Linked DNA regions of Homo sapiens: region 2 is linked to region 1. Evidence: chromatin contacts called from ENCODE Hi-C or POLR2A ChIA-PET data. All regions are on one chromosome and are shown on one strand. The core of a region is the stretch at or near the end of the contact, and the rest is flanking DNA. Distances in the headings are between cores, read along the strand shown.

Region 1 (6,978 bases), core at 2,246-4,745:
ATGTGCCCAGGTCCGTGTGGAAGGGGAAGGTTGGTACGGACAGACATGGACAGACATGCATGCGGATGTGTATTCTCACACTGACCCTGCCCCAATACATAATTCCACTAGGCGTAGACTCCCTGTCACCCACTTGTGCCCAGCCTGTGCTAGGTAAAGTTGGGGGTCCTGAGAGTCCTCAGACCCCAGTCTGGGAGAAACAGAGCTGGACAGAGAAACCCCCAGTCCCATGGCATCAGGCTGGACTGGAGGAGAGACGGTGGCTGGGAAAGTCCTGAGGGGAAGGAAGGAGGGTTTTCTCCAAGAGGGGTTTCCGTGATGGGTTTTGAAGGACGAATAGGAGTTCTCTGGGGGAAAGAAAAGAGGGTGGAAATTGCAAAAACAGTTCTAGCCTGGGAGTCAGGAAAACTCATTCAACAAATATTCCCTGAAGAAGCTTGTTTCCTTCACATGCCTGGGCCATTGCTGGGGAACCCTAAACACACACACACACACACGGAGGTCTTGAACAGAAAGACTCCTAAGGAATCTTTTGGGAAATAACTTGGCTCTCTCAGGCAGCTCGACTTCCCCATTTCTTTCCAGCCATCCAAAAATCTTCCAGATCACCCTCACCCCAGGTCACAGATCACTTCCCCTTTGGGCTCTATGGGTTACAACCCTGAATCATCCATCCACCCGACCCCTACCCTCAGCCATGTCATGGTTCGAAATTCACATCTGCTCCTCAGTCCATATAACAGTCACATAAGCTTATCCCTGGCTACAACTTCCCAACCCTGTATGAGAATTTGCATTTTAACCTTTGGTTCAGAACCTCCAGTTACCTGCACCTGTCTGAATTTAAGGGACATGCAACATCTCCAAGCAAATTAGAAAGTGGCGCCACTTCTTCCAGACACTTGGGCCATTCACATGTCGGGAAACCAACGTCACAAACATACAACACTCAATATCTAGGATTTGCACGTGGCCTTCTTAGCAATGCCAAACCCTTGGGCACTGTGCAACTGGGACAACTGTACTCAGCAGCCCTAGAGCTCATCTAAGGGCAGGATTTTTTTTTTTTTTTGGTGGGGTAGAGGGGAGGGAATGGAGTATTGTTCTGTTGCCCAGGCTGGAGTGCAGTTGTGTGATCACGACTCACTACAACCTCTGCCTCCAGGGTTCAAACAATTCTCCCGCCTCAGTCTCCTGAGTAGCTGGGACTACAGGCATGCACCACTGCACCCAGCTAATTTTTGTATTTTTAGCAGAGATGGGGTTTCGCCATGTTGGCCAGGCTGGTCTCAAACTCCTGACCTTAAGTGATCTGCCAGCCTCGGTCTCCCCAAATGCTGGGATTATAGTCATGTCCCCACAGCTATAGGTGTCTTTTCAACACAGCCTTCAGAATCTTTCCAAGAATCCATTTCAGTGTCCCCAAAGCACCTCCACCTCTCCTCACTGGTTTTAGTCTTCACAAAACAGCTTTTGCAGGCTGGAATCCAGTCTCTCCCCAACTTAAAACAGCTCCTGGAGCTCCCCAACTGTCTTAGAATAAAAGTAAAACTCCTCAGGACTGCGTACGAGGCCCTGCCTGGTCTGATGCTTCTGCAGATCTCCCCAACCCCAAGGCTCCTCACGATCCCCCTTGCTGGCTCAGCTCCAGCCGTGCCACCCTTCTCGTTGTTTCAACAGTTCTTCTCTCCTGGCCTTCGCACGTGCTGTTCCCCAGGCCTGGAGCTCTTTTCTCTCTAGTAAGTGGTTCCCTCTCATTCTTCACCTCGGAAAGCCTCCCCATCTGATGTTCTATCCTCCAGAAACCCAGCTACTCAGCTCACCCCGTTTTCATTTCTCCCTAGCACAGCAAAATCTTGTCCTTCCCAATCCAGCAGAAAAAGGCGTGCCATACACACATGTGGAAAAGCAGATCCCAGAGCAAGTGTAGTCCACGCTGAACTTTCCCCTAAGGTCCTATGTGCACCAGGTAACTCCAGCCAGGTCACTGTAACTTTGCTCATTGGAGAAAGAGCTTCCAGCTGGCAAGAGGGCCATCTGAGGTATCCTGTGGCTTGGGTGTTTGAATCAATGAATAGGCTCTTGGAGACTAAGCTCTCACTGTGTCACTGTGTTTGTGTTTCTCTCTCTCTCATTCTCTTTCTCTCATTCTCTTTCTCCCCCCTAGAGTTTCTGGTCTCCTTCTGTTCTTTCCTATTTGGAAAATTCTGGAAAAGGAAGAAGGGATGGAGAAACCTGGGACCAGGGGATCCCAAATTCTCTTTTGTGGTGGGAGGCCCTCATGGCATCCCCCATGGAGATCCCAGGAGAAAGGGCTGAGGGCAAAGGTCCTGCTTGGCAGCCGGAGAAGGAAAGGCGAAGTAGGGGTCTTGGCCTGGAATTCCCACCCCTTGGAGGAGGCCGAGGGGGAATTAGCAGCAATAGGGAGCTGTGTCAGGTCATCCCGATCTCAGCCCACCCTTCCATGGGGCACACAGGCCTAAGGGAGGGGCACAGAGGGTATGGCACCTGGAACCTTGGCCAAGTCTCAAGCAGCTCTTTAAGCCTCAGTTTTGCCATCTGTCAAATGGGTGTGTTGAACTCTATGATATGAGGACTGGGTTTGTTGGGGGAGAGGGAGAGGCAAACTCCCAAAGGGAAGTAGGGGCAGCGTGGGGAACCAGAGCCGTCCCCTCGGCCCCCAGGGTTTGGGCGCCCAAGGGCGCATGTGCTTTTGAAATCCCATCCTCCCCCCTCCCCCCATTTATTTTTTGCACAAATATCTAAAGGGACTCCGGTATTCCGGGGCCCTCCAACCAGCATCCTGGTCCCTCCAGTCCCCAGGCCACCTAGAGGGGCGCTCCAGAGAGCCCTACCCCTTGCCCAGGGCCCCCCCTCGAGGGAGCTGAGATTTCCATACTTGGCAATTGGTCTGGGGTCCCAGGGGTCTGGGTCCCATCTTATGGCTTTTCCAGGGGACATGAGGTGGTGCCTCCCGGTACCAGAGCCCCGGGATGTGGCCTCCTCCATAGGGACGAGGTTTCCCCCATCCCAGCTCAAAATGCCCCCTAGGTGCTGGGGGCGTGGCCTCAAGTTGGGGATGTGGCTCCTTCCTTCGTCGCGCCCTTGGGCGTGGCCTCCCGAGAGGGCGGGGCATCCTCCATTCCTAATTCCCCAAAAGGGAAAGCTGAGTCAAGGGCGTAGGCGCAGCCCACCCTTGGCGTGGAGCCCCCCGAGCCCCGCCCCTGGGGAGGTCCCACCAAGGCGCAAGCCCCGTCCCTCCCCGCCCAGCGCCCTCCGCGCAGGCGCAGTGCCGCTCGGCCGACCGCCCGCGCTAAGGCGCAGGCGCGGCACCGCCCTCCTCGGCGGAGCGCGTGTCCGACTTGAGCTTCACGAACTCCTTGGCCACCTCGTCGTTGCTGCGCTGCGAGAGGATTCGCAGCACCGTGAGGCCCGTGTCGTCCATGTGGATGCGGCGGCCGAGCGGCAGCCAGCAGGCGGCGCTCCCGCGCTGGGCCAGCTCACGCAGCTGCAGCACGGCCAGCCCCACCGTGCGGTCCTCGCGCGCGAAGCAGTAGTCCTTGACGCACACCTGCAGCTCATAGCACTCGGGACCCGCGTCGGCGCTCAGCGTGCTGCGTGGGGAGGGGCGGAACGTGAGACAGGCCACACCTACTGTGATGCCCCGCCCACGGCCCCGTCCCCACCGCATTTGCGGGCCACGCCCACACCGGGGTGCCCACACCTGTCACCTCCCACGCTACGCTAGCCCCGCCCCTGCCCCGTTACTTGACCTACAACCCTGTGCTTGGCCGCGCCCACAGCAGCTGACCCCGAGCTGGGCCACGCCCACGCCTGTTCTTCCCATTTTTCCACCCACCGAAAAATGACCGCATAGTTTTACATCCAGCTCCCGCCCCTCAGACACCGCCCTGCAAGGCCATGCTCCCACCCTGAGATACCCGCGCCTGTGCCCTCTGCCGGCTGAACTGCTGCCCGCACGGCCCTGCCCCTAATGTCCCACCCAGAAGCTCTTTAACCAGGCTCTCCTCTAGACCCACGACGTGGCCCTTTCCCCAGCCCCCCACACCCCCAGCCCACCCCTCTTACTTCCAAGATGCCCTCCAGACATGAGCCTGCCCTGGTGCCTCACCATGGGTGACACCGCCTCCCGCATGCCCCTCACCTGTGCTCCTGCCCCTAAGCAGTCCCAGTGACCTGCCCTGACGCCAGCTGGATAAGAGCCCCTCCTACAGGGTCACGCCCAGCTTCTCCCTCTTGTCCACCTCCCAGGTTGTACCTCTATCCCTGAAGTACTCCGGCCCACCCTGGCTGACATCTGACCTCCCACTAGACCATGCTTCTCCTCCTGAGTATCCCCTAAAGGGGCCAATCGCCCCAAAACCTTCTGACCAAGAGCCCTGTGCTGACACGACATGGAACTGGCTTCAATCTTGTCCCATAAGAGCTCCCAGGCCCCCTAGATAATACCAGCTAACCAGCTCTGATTTACCCTTACCCCTGTGCATTTTTATTTATTTTTATTTATTTTTATTTTTTGAGTGGGCATCTCCCTCTGTCACCCAGGCTGGAGTGCAGTGGCACAATCGCGGCTCACTGCAACCTCTGTCTCCCGGGTTCAAACGATTCTTCTGCCTCAGCCTCCCTAGTAGCTGGGATTACAGGCATGCACCACCACACCGGGCTGATTTTTTGTGTTTTTAGTACAGATGGGGGTGGCGGGGGGGGGGGTCTCACCATGTTGGCCACGCTGGTCTCGAACTCCTAACCTCAGGTGATCCACTGCCTTGGCCTCCCAAAGTGTTGGAATTACAAGCGTCAGCCACCGCGCCTGGCCCATAGTTTTTTGTTTTTTTAAAGACAGGGTCTCGCTATGTCGGTCACCCAGGCTGGAGTGCAGTGGCACAATCATAGCTCATTGCAGCCTTAAACTCCTGAGCTCAAGCGATCTTCCTGCCCCAGCCTCCCAGGTAGCTGGGACTACTTTCTTCTGCACTTCTGTCTCCTAAGAACATCCAACAACATTGCCCTGCCCCAGTGCTCTGTGAGGCTGACACTCGACCCAAGGATCTACCCCGGATGACCCCAACTCTACCCTTGCTAACCACCACCATCCATCTACCCCCGTGAACAGACTTTTTTTTTTTTTTTTTTTTTGAGGCAGAGTCTTGCTCTGTCGCCCAGGCTGGAGTGCCGTGGTACAATCATGGCTCACTGCAACCTGTGCCTCCTGGGTTCAAGCGATTCTCGTACCCCTCACCCTCTGGAGTAGCTGGGATTACAAGCGCCTGCCACCACACCCGGCTAATTTCTGTATTTTTTATTTTTTTGAGTCTCACTCTGTAGCCCAGGCTGGACTGCAGTAGCGCCATCTTGGGTCATTGCAGCCTCCACCTCCTGGGTTCAAGCGATTCTCCTGTCTCAGCCTCCCGCGTAGCTGGGATTACAGGCGCCCACCACAACACACAGCTAATATTTTTTGTATATACTATATTATATACAATATATAATATATGAAATATATAATATATATACTTTTATATATAATATAATATATACTATATATAATTTTATTTATACTATATAATATATACTATATATAATTTTATATATAATATAAATATATATTATATATGTATATAAATATATATATATTTATATATAATATATAAAAATATATTTATATGATATATATTTATTATATATTATATAATATAATATAAATACATATTTTATATATAATTATATAATATAAATACATATTTTATATATAATTATATAATATATATTTCTTTTAGACGGAGTCTTGCTCTGTTGCCCAGGCTGGAGTGCAGTGGTGCGATCTCGGCTCACTGCAAGCTCTGCCTCCCGGGTTCACGCCATTCTCCTGCCTCAGCCTCCCGAGTAGCTGGGACTACAGGCGCCCGCCACCACGCCTGGCTAGGTTTTGTATTTTTAGTAGAGACGGGGTTTCACCGTGTTAGCCAGGATGGTCTCGATCTCCTGACCTCGTGATCTGCCCGCCTTGGCCTCCCAAAGTGCTGGGATTACAGGTGTGAGCCACCACACCCAGCCATATTTTATATTTTTAATAGAGATGGAGTTTCACCATGTTGGCCAGGCTGGTCTCGAACTCCTGGCCTCAAGTTATCTGCCCACCTTGGCCTCCCAAAGTGTTGAGCTTACAGGCGTGAGCCACCATGCTCGGCCAGAGCAGACTTTTTTTTTTTTTTTGAGGTGGAGTTTCGCTTTTGTTGCCCAGGCTGGAGTGCAATGGCTCGATCTTGGCTCACTGCACCCTCCGCCTCCCGGACTCAAGCGATTCTTCTGCCTCAGCATCCCGAGTAGCTGGGATCACAGGCGTGCGCCACCACACCCGGCTAATTTTTTTTTTTTTTTTTGTATTTTTAGTAGAGACGGGGTTTCACCATGTTGGCCAGGCTGGTCTTGAACTCCTGACCTCAGGTGATCTGTCTGCCTCGGCGTCCCAGAGTGCTGGGATGACAGGTGTGAGCCACCACACTCGGCCAGAGCAGACTTTTTTATGCTGTCCACATCATCAGCATCCTCTAGACCCTATCCTGATACCCGCAGCCTAGGCCCACTCCCAACTCCAAGAACCTCCATCCAATGTGACCCCACCTCCACCCCACGTGACACCCACCCCCAAGCCTGGGATCCATCTACACTCCACTCCTGTCCCCAGAGCCGACTCCTCCAGATGGGCTGCCCCAACGGTCCTGACAAGGCTCAATGTAGACTCCAGTAGTCCCCACCCCCATGCAACCTCAGTCCTGTCCCCAGGTCCCTCAGCCCCCCGCTCATAAGCGTCATCACTGCCACCCTCATTCCTTCACCAGACAGAGTCTCCAGCCCCAGCAATGGCCCTGCCCACCATGCACTTCCTGCCCAGACTTTCCCTCCCCTCTGCAAGTCTTCATCATGAAGTTACCCCACTCTACTCATTGCCTCCCCTTG
Region 2 (6,978 bases), core at 2,757-5,256, 130 kb after region 1:
GAACTCCTGACCTCAGATGATCCACCCGCCTCGGTCTCCCGAAGTGCTGGATTACAGGTGTGAGCCACCATATGCCTGGCCCTTCACAGGGTCTTACGGTCACAGGGTAGGTGATCAGGAAGGGCAGGTGGAGCAGAGGAGCCATGCCTGTGCCTGCCACCTCCTGTCCAATGCCTGCTAGCAATGCCAAGATCGCTAAGCTCAGCCAGCCACCTCCCACTTCCACCTACCCACCCTCCACACCTCTGCAGCGGAAACTTAACAGGGATGGGAGTCCTGGGAGAAAGGCCCCAGCCTAGGCGAGTTGACACAGCAGTGCAAAGCCAGCCCTGCCCAGTTCCCCATCAGCTGGCACTCAAGTTATGGCCTTTTCTCCGTTGCCAGGGTAAGGATGGACCTCTTCTGGGGTCACCATTTATACATGAGGATGATTCCCCTGGGTTTCTTGTTTTGGCCAAACTGTCTAGTGACCCCTGCTGCCTACTTGTTCTTATTTCAATTGTCCCGTTATCAGGGAGGTTTCTTTCTATTTATGGGCTCTTTCTTTTTTTTTTTTTTTTGAGACAGTTTCTCTCTCTTGTCCAGGCTGGAGTGCAATGGTGCAATCTCAGCTCACAGCAACCTCAGGCTCCGAGGTTCAAGCAATTCTCGTGCCTCAGGCTCCCGAGTAGCTGGGATTACCGGCATGTTCCACCATGCCCGGCTAATTTTTGTATTTTTAGTAGAAATGGGGTTTTGCCATGTTGACCAAGCTGGTCTCAAACTCCCGGCCTCAAGTGATCCACCCACTTCAGCCTCCCAAAGTACTGGGATTCCAGGCATGAGCCACCGTGCCCAGCCCAGGCCTTTTTCCTTCTTTCTCTTGAGACAGGGTCTCGCTCAGTCACCTAGATGACTGCAGTGGCACAATGTCGGCTCACTGCAACCTCTGCCTCCTGGGCTTAAGTGATCCTCCCACCTCAGCCTCCTGAGTAGCTGGGACTGCCTGGCTAATTTTTTGTATTTTTGGTAGAGCCGGGGTTTTGCCATGTTGGCCAGGCTGGTCTTGAACTCCTAACCTCAGGTGATCCACCCACTTTGGCCTCCCAAAGTGCTAGGATTACAGGCATGAGCCACTGGGCCCAGCCCTTTTTTTTTCTTTTGAGACAGGGCCTCACTGTTGCCCAGGCTGGAGGGCAGTGGCATGATCATGTCTCATTGCAGCCTCGACCTCCCAGACTCAAGTGATCCTCCGACCTTGGCCTCCCAAGTAAGTAGGACCACAGGTGTGCGTCACCACACCCGCCTAATTTCTTTTATTATTTGTAGAGATGAGATCTCACTATGTTGCCCAGGCTGATCATGAACTCCTGGGCTCAAGCGATCCTACTTCGGCCTCCCAAAGTGCTGGGATTTACAGGCGTGAGCCACTGTGCCTGGCTTACAGGCCTTTTTCTAATTAGCTGGTTTGATATTTTTCTCATTGGGTATTTGTCTTTTTCTCATTCCTACACAATTTTCTTTTTTAAATTAGGGATAATAAACTTATGTGGTAAATGTTTTCCAAATGTACTTTTCCATTTTGTTTAGGCATGATTTTGCTGTAGAGATATATATATTTTTTTGATGGTCTCTCGTTGCCCAGGCTGGAGTGCAGTGGGTGGGATCACAGTCACTGCAGCCTGGAACTTCTAGCTTCAAGTGATCCTCCCACCTCAGCCTCCCAAAGTGCTGGAATTACAGGCATGAGCCACTGCACCTGGCCAAACTGCAACTTTTTTTTTAAAACGGAGTCTTGCTCTGTCACCCAGGCTGGAGTGCAGTGGCGCGATCTTGGCTCACTGCAAGCTCTGCCTCCCGGGTTCACGCCATTCTCCTGCCTCAGCCTCCCGAGTAGCTGGGACTACAGGCGCCTGCCACCACGCCCAGCTAACTTTTTTTTTGTAATTTTAGTAGAGATGGTGTTTCTGTCTCTATTAAGATGAGGAGAGTACATAGAACTTGCCAGTCATTTCAACAAATGTTGTAAATGGACAGAAATCTCTAGTTAAAAGGCAAAAGGTGGCTGGGCACGGTGGTTCATGCCTGTAATCCCAGCACTTTGGGAGGCTGAGGTGGGCAGATCACTTGAGGTCAGGATTTCGAGACCCCCAACTTGGGCAATGTAGTGAAACCCCATCTCCACTAAAAATACAAAAATTAGCCAGGCATGGTGGCACATGCCTGTAATCCCAGCTACTCAGGAGGAGGCTGAGGCAGGAGAATCACTTAAACCTGGGAGGAAGGACGTTGCAGTGAGGCGATCGTGCCACTGCATTCCAACCTGGGCGACAGAGCAAGACTCTGAAAAAAAAAAAAAAAAAAAAAAAAAGCCAAAGAATAAACTTTGTTGGTATTGTAAGCCATATAGTCTGTCCAGACCACTGAATTCCTTTGTTGTAGGCTGAACAGACTACAACAAATGGGTGTGGTATAAACATAGAACCAGTCCAATCTGGTTCAGCTTTGTTAGTAACAAAATGTAACAAAATGATGAGTCGTTTTTCAGTGCAATGGACCCCCAGGGTGCAAGTCACATATCGCTGGAGCATTAACAGATGAACAAAGCATGCCCAATTCATAACCCTTGGGTGGAATGAAAAAGTCAACTACAGGTAGAACCCAAGTACTCGGATCAAGGAATGGGGACTATGCTGGGCGTGGTGACTCATGCCTGTAATCCCAGCACTTTGGGAGGCCCAGGCAGACGGATCACCTGAGGTCAGGAGTTCGAGCCTGGCCAACATGGTGAAACCGTCTCTACTAAAAATACAAAAGAAACTAACGGGGCATGGTGGTGCGCACCTGTAATCCCAGCTACTCAGGAGGCTGAGGCAGGGAGAGTTGCTTGAACCCAGGAAGTAGAGATTGCAGTGAGCTGAGATCCCACCGTCACTGAGATCCAGCCTGGGTGACAGAGCGAGGCTCCATCTCAAAAAAAAAAAAAGGAATGGGGACCAAATTAAAAAGAGAAAGCTGGGTGTGGTGTCTCATGCCCAGGAATTGGAGACTAGCCTGGGCAACATAGTGAGACCCCGTCTACAAAAGATACAAAAATTAGCTGTGTGTTGTAACATACGCCTGTAGTCCCAGCTACTTGGGAGGCTGGGGTGGGAAGATCACTTGAGCTTCCGGAGGTTGAGGCTACAGATAGCTGTGATTTCGCCATTGCACTCTAGCCTGGGCAACAGAGCAAGACCCTGTCTCAAAAAATAAAAGGGGGAGGGCGGTGCCTTGTTTACTGCAGTGTGGACTTGAGCACCAAAAACACATCATCGCCCCTGCACGTGATGCAGTCATATCACCCCCATTGCATTTCCGTATCTCTCCCATGATAACCCTCTGCCTATGAAACCTGCCCCCAAGCTCCAGCTTGAAGAGACAGATTTGAACTTCGCCTACTGTCTCCTTGCCAGTTGACTCTCAAAAAAGCTTTTTAGGCCAGGTGCAGTGGCTCATGCCTGTAATCCCAGCACTTTGGGAGGCCGAGGCAGACGCATCACTTGAGGTCAGGAGTTCAAGATCAGCCTGGCCAACATGGAGAAACCCCATCTCTACTAAAAATACAAAAATTAGCCAGGTGTGCTGGTGCACGTCTTGTAATCCCAGCTACTCTGTGGCAGAAGAATTGCTTGAACCTGGGAGGCAGAGGTTGCAGTAAGCTGAGATCGCACCACTGCACTCCAGCCTGGGCAACAGAGCAAGATTCTGTCTCAAAACAAAATAAAAACAAAAACTGTTGGAAGTTCCTCCCACTGGGCAAACAGTGTCAGGTGGGCGAGTGAAACACAAAGAAGCAACAGCCCATGGTGTGAGGTGTGGGGAGGTGGCACGCGCACCCCGAGGGCTCAGAGGAAGCCTTTTAGCGCTGCCGCCTTGGGGGTTAAAGGAGGCTTCCCAAGGATGCAAAAGGGTGAGCCTTATTAGGGAAGGGGAAGGGTGCTCCTGGAGGAGGGACCGGCAGAGGCAAAGGCCTGGTTTGCTGGAGGAACTGAGAGAAGGGTGACATTGACGCCCCCGCAAAGGGGGAAGAGTGTGGGAGGCAGCTGCCTGGAGGCCTCACTGAGCAGCTGGGACCAAATCCCATGGGGCCCTGGGGGAGGGGAGACGCAGGGGAAGCGGGCTTAAAGTGGACTTGGGAGAGGCCCGCCAGTGGAAGAGGGGTGGGGGTGGGGGTGCCAGGTCCTGGTGGGGCGTGGCCAGAGCTCATTTCTGGGAAGATGTCAGCTCTTCCCAGAGAGAGGCAGTGATGGGGCAGGGCGTGGTGGAGCCCTGCCTGGTATGGTACCTCCTCCAGGTAGCCCTCCTTGCTACCTCTTAGTCCACTGCCTGGACCCTTCCTGACTCCCTCTCTTAAAAGTGTCCTGGCCAGGCATGGTGGCTTACGCCTGTCATCCCAGCACTTTGGGAAGCTGAGGCAGGCGGATCACCAGAAGTCGGGAGTTTGAGAACAGCCTGGCCAACATAGTCACACCCCGTCTCTACTAAAAATACAAAAATTAGGGCCGGATGCAGTGTCTCACTCCTGTCATCCTAGCGCTTTGGGAGGGTGAGGTGGGTGGCTCACCTGAGGTCAGGAGTTCGAGACCAGCCTGACCAACCTGGTTAGCGGGGCGTGGTGGCACACGCCTGTAATCCCAGCTACTCTGGAGCCTGAGGCAGGAGAATCACTTGAACCCGGGAGGCAGAGGTTGCAGTTACCCGAGATCGCGTCACTGCACTCCAGCCTGGGCGACAAAAGCAAAACTCCGTCTCAAAAAAAAAAAAAAAAAATTATTCGGGCGTGGTGGTGGGTGCCTGTAATCCCAGCTACTCGAGAGGATAAGGCAGGAGAATCGCTTGAACCTGGGAGGTGAAGGTTGCAGTGAGCTGAGATGGCCTGGGCAACAAAGTGAGACTGTCTCAAAATAAATAAATAAGGCCGGGCGCAGCGGCTCAACGCCTGTAATCTTAGCACTTTGGGAACACCTGAGGTCAGGAGTTTGAGACCAGCCTGGCCAACATGGTGAAACCCCGTCTCTACTAAAAATACAAAAACTAGCTGGACGTGGTGGCGGGCGCTTGTAATGCCAGCTACTCAGGGGACTGAGGCAGGAGAATCACTTGAACTCGGGAGATGGAGGTTGCAGTGAGCCGAGATCGCACCATTGCACTCCAGGCTGGGGGACAAAAGCGAGACTTCATCTCAAAATAAATAAATAAATAAATAAATAAATAAATAAATAAATAAATAAAGTGTCGTCCTGTCCACCAGCACATCTTCCTGTTGTATTTCCTTTTAATCCATAGCCCTAGCAGACTCTTACTTGTTTATATGTTTATATGTCAATATGTTTATATTGATTCCCCCAACTGTGAGCCCATGAGAGCTGCACCCTCTCCATCTTGGTTGTTTCTGGGTGCCCGCTGCCCAGGACAGGACCCAGTACCTGTACCCACACACCAGGTTCTTGGGAAATGTTGGTTGTGCCCCAGCTTGGCAGCACTGCTGGGTGACCTCGGGAATGTTCCTTAACCTCTCTGGGCTTCTCCTCTTCCCCAGTCTCAGAAATAAGAAAGTTGGCCTGAACCTCCAGGAAGAGCAGGGAGCCTTGGGCTGTTTTGGCAACTGGACCCCTGAGTTTTCTTCCCTGGCCTGTTCGGCCCCAGGCACTCCAGACAGGCCTGACCTATGTCATCCTGTCCTCCCCACCCCCTACAGCATCCTTTGGGATCTGGGCCCAGGGCAGGTGTGAGCTGTGGTACCAGCACACCCATGTCAAGTCCTGCCTCTGACGTGTGTTTGCTGTGTGACTTCCAAGAGTAGCTTGCTTTCTCTGAGCTCTGTTTCCCCTGGCCCAGGCTTGGGAGTGGAGTGTCTGGGGGAGTGTGGATGCAGTTCAGACCTCACCTGACAGGTGTGGATAGTACCAGGGCCAGGGCCCCCAAGAAGCTCCCAGGCTGGAGGGGGAGGGGGCAATGCCTAACATAACATCCCAGTCCTGGGGGATCAGCACTGGCTTGGAAGGAAAACCAGATGGGTTTTCAGGAGCCTGGGAAGCTAGCTGGAGGGCTTCTTGAAGGAGAGGACCACATAGGAACTAAGAGCTAAAGGTGGGAAGGAAATCTGGGATGCCAGAAGGAGGACTTCCTGGAGGAGGGGACCACATAGGAACTAAGAGCTAAAGGTGGGACGGGAGCCTGGGAGGCCAGAAGGAGGGCTTCCTGGAGGAGGGGACCACAAGAGCTAAAGGTGGGAAAGGAGCCTGGGAGGCCAGATGGAGGGCTTCCTGGAGGAAGGGACCATAAGAGCTAAAGTTGGGAAAGGAGCCTGGGAGGCCAGATGGAGGGCTTCCTGGAGGAGGGGACCAAACAGGAACTAAGAGCTCAAGGTAGGAAAGTTACCAGTCAGATGCACCCTGAGGTGGAACGGCTTTTGTGCCCCCTGCATTGAGGTGGGTAGAGAGAGGTGAGGACAGGAATGTAGGGAGGGCCGGACCCCATAAGCATGATGGGCTGCTGAGACAGGTTTGCAGTTTTTACCAAGAGTGCTGGGGAGTCTGGGGAGTGTTTCAAGCTGGAGAAAAAGGTGAGCAGTTTCTGTTTGAAACCCCACTGTGGGTCCCAGTTAAACATTCTGGAATTGCTACACACATGCACTTCAATGGAACAGCTGAGCACGTGAAGGTGATAGGACAGGCAAGCCTCAAAATTGGGGCTTAGTCTGAGAGGGTTCTTGGCTTCACCCAGGAAGGAATTTGAGGGCAAGTCAATTGTGTTAAACAGCAACTTTTCTTTTTCTTTTTTCCTTTCTTTTTTTTTTAAGATAGGGTCTCACTCTCATGCCCATGTTGGAGTGCAGTGCCATGATCTTGGCTCATTGCAGCCTCCAGGAGTCCTCCCACCTCAGCCTCCTGAGAAGCTTGGACCACAGGCACAGTCCACCATGCCCACCTAATTTTTTTTTTGAGATGGGGTCGT

What was found. Hi-C counts contacts between places; a loop is a spot of excess contacts on that map. ChIA-PET counts read pairs that join two places held with the same protein, here RNA polymerase II (POLR2A). Pooled maps may share reads with other maps.
Region 2: a loop to region 1 is called in a map of heart right ventricle, with 2.0 times the contacts of the local background. The contact joins two enhancer-like sites. A Hi-C loop is called at or near these places in 1 of 168 maps with a recorded cell type or tissue (heart right ventricle) and 8 of 50 pooled maps. POLR2A ChIA-PET finds 5 or more read pairs at or near these places in 3 of 52 experiments (GM12878, HEK293T and T-cell).

What each region holds. Positions count from the first base shown.
Region 1 is chr19:17,602,741-17,609,718 of GRCh38, forward strand. UNC13A (unc-13 homolog A) reads right to left here. Exons shown (of 44, transcript NM_001080421.3): 44 at 1-3,614. The coding sequence ends at 3,314. Among named protein-coding and RNA genes, the nearest start is that of COLGALT1, 51 kb to the left of the region's middle. RefSeq lists enhancers at 2,177-3,081, 3,082-3,986 and silencers at 3,071-3,330, 3,701-3,920. Within about 2 kb of position 3,496, at least 21 of the 41 ENCODE cell types and tissues checked have a DNase peak (open chromatin) inside an H3K27ac peak, as active enhancers do; they include GM12878, where a contact is called at or near this core.
Region 2 is chr19:17,735,370-17,742,347 of GRCh38, forward strand. All of the region lies in intron 3 of FCHO1-AS1 (FCHO1 antisense RNA 1), which reads right to left. Among named protein-coding and RNA genes, the nearest start is that of FCHO1-AS1, 13 kb to the right of the region's middle. RefSeq lists an enhancer at 3,494-3,994. Within about 2 kb of position 4,007, at least 5 of the 41 ENCODE cell types and tissues checked have a DNase peak (open chromatin) inside an H3K27ac peak, as active enhancers do; they include GM12878, where a contact is called at or near this core.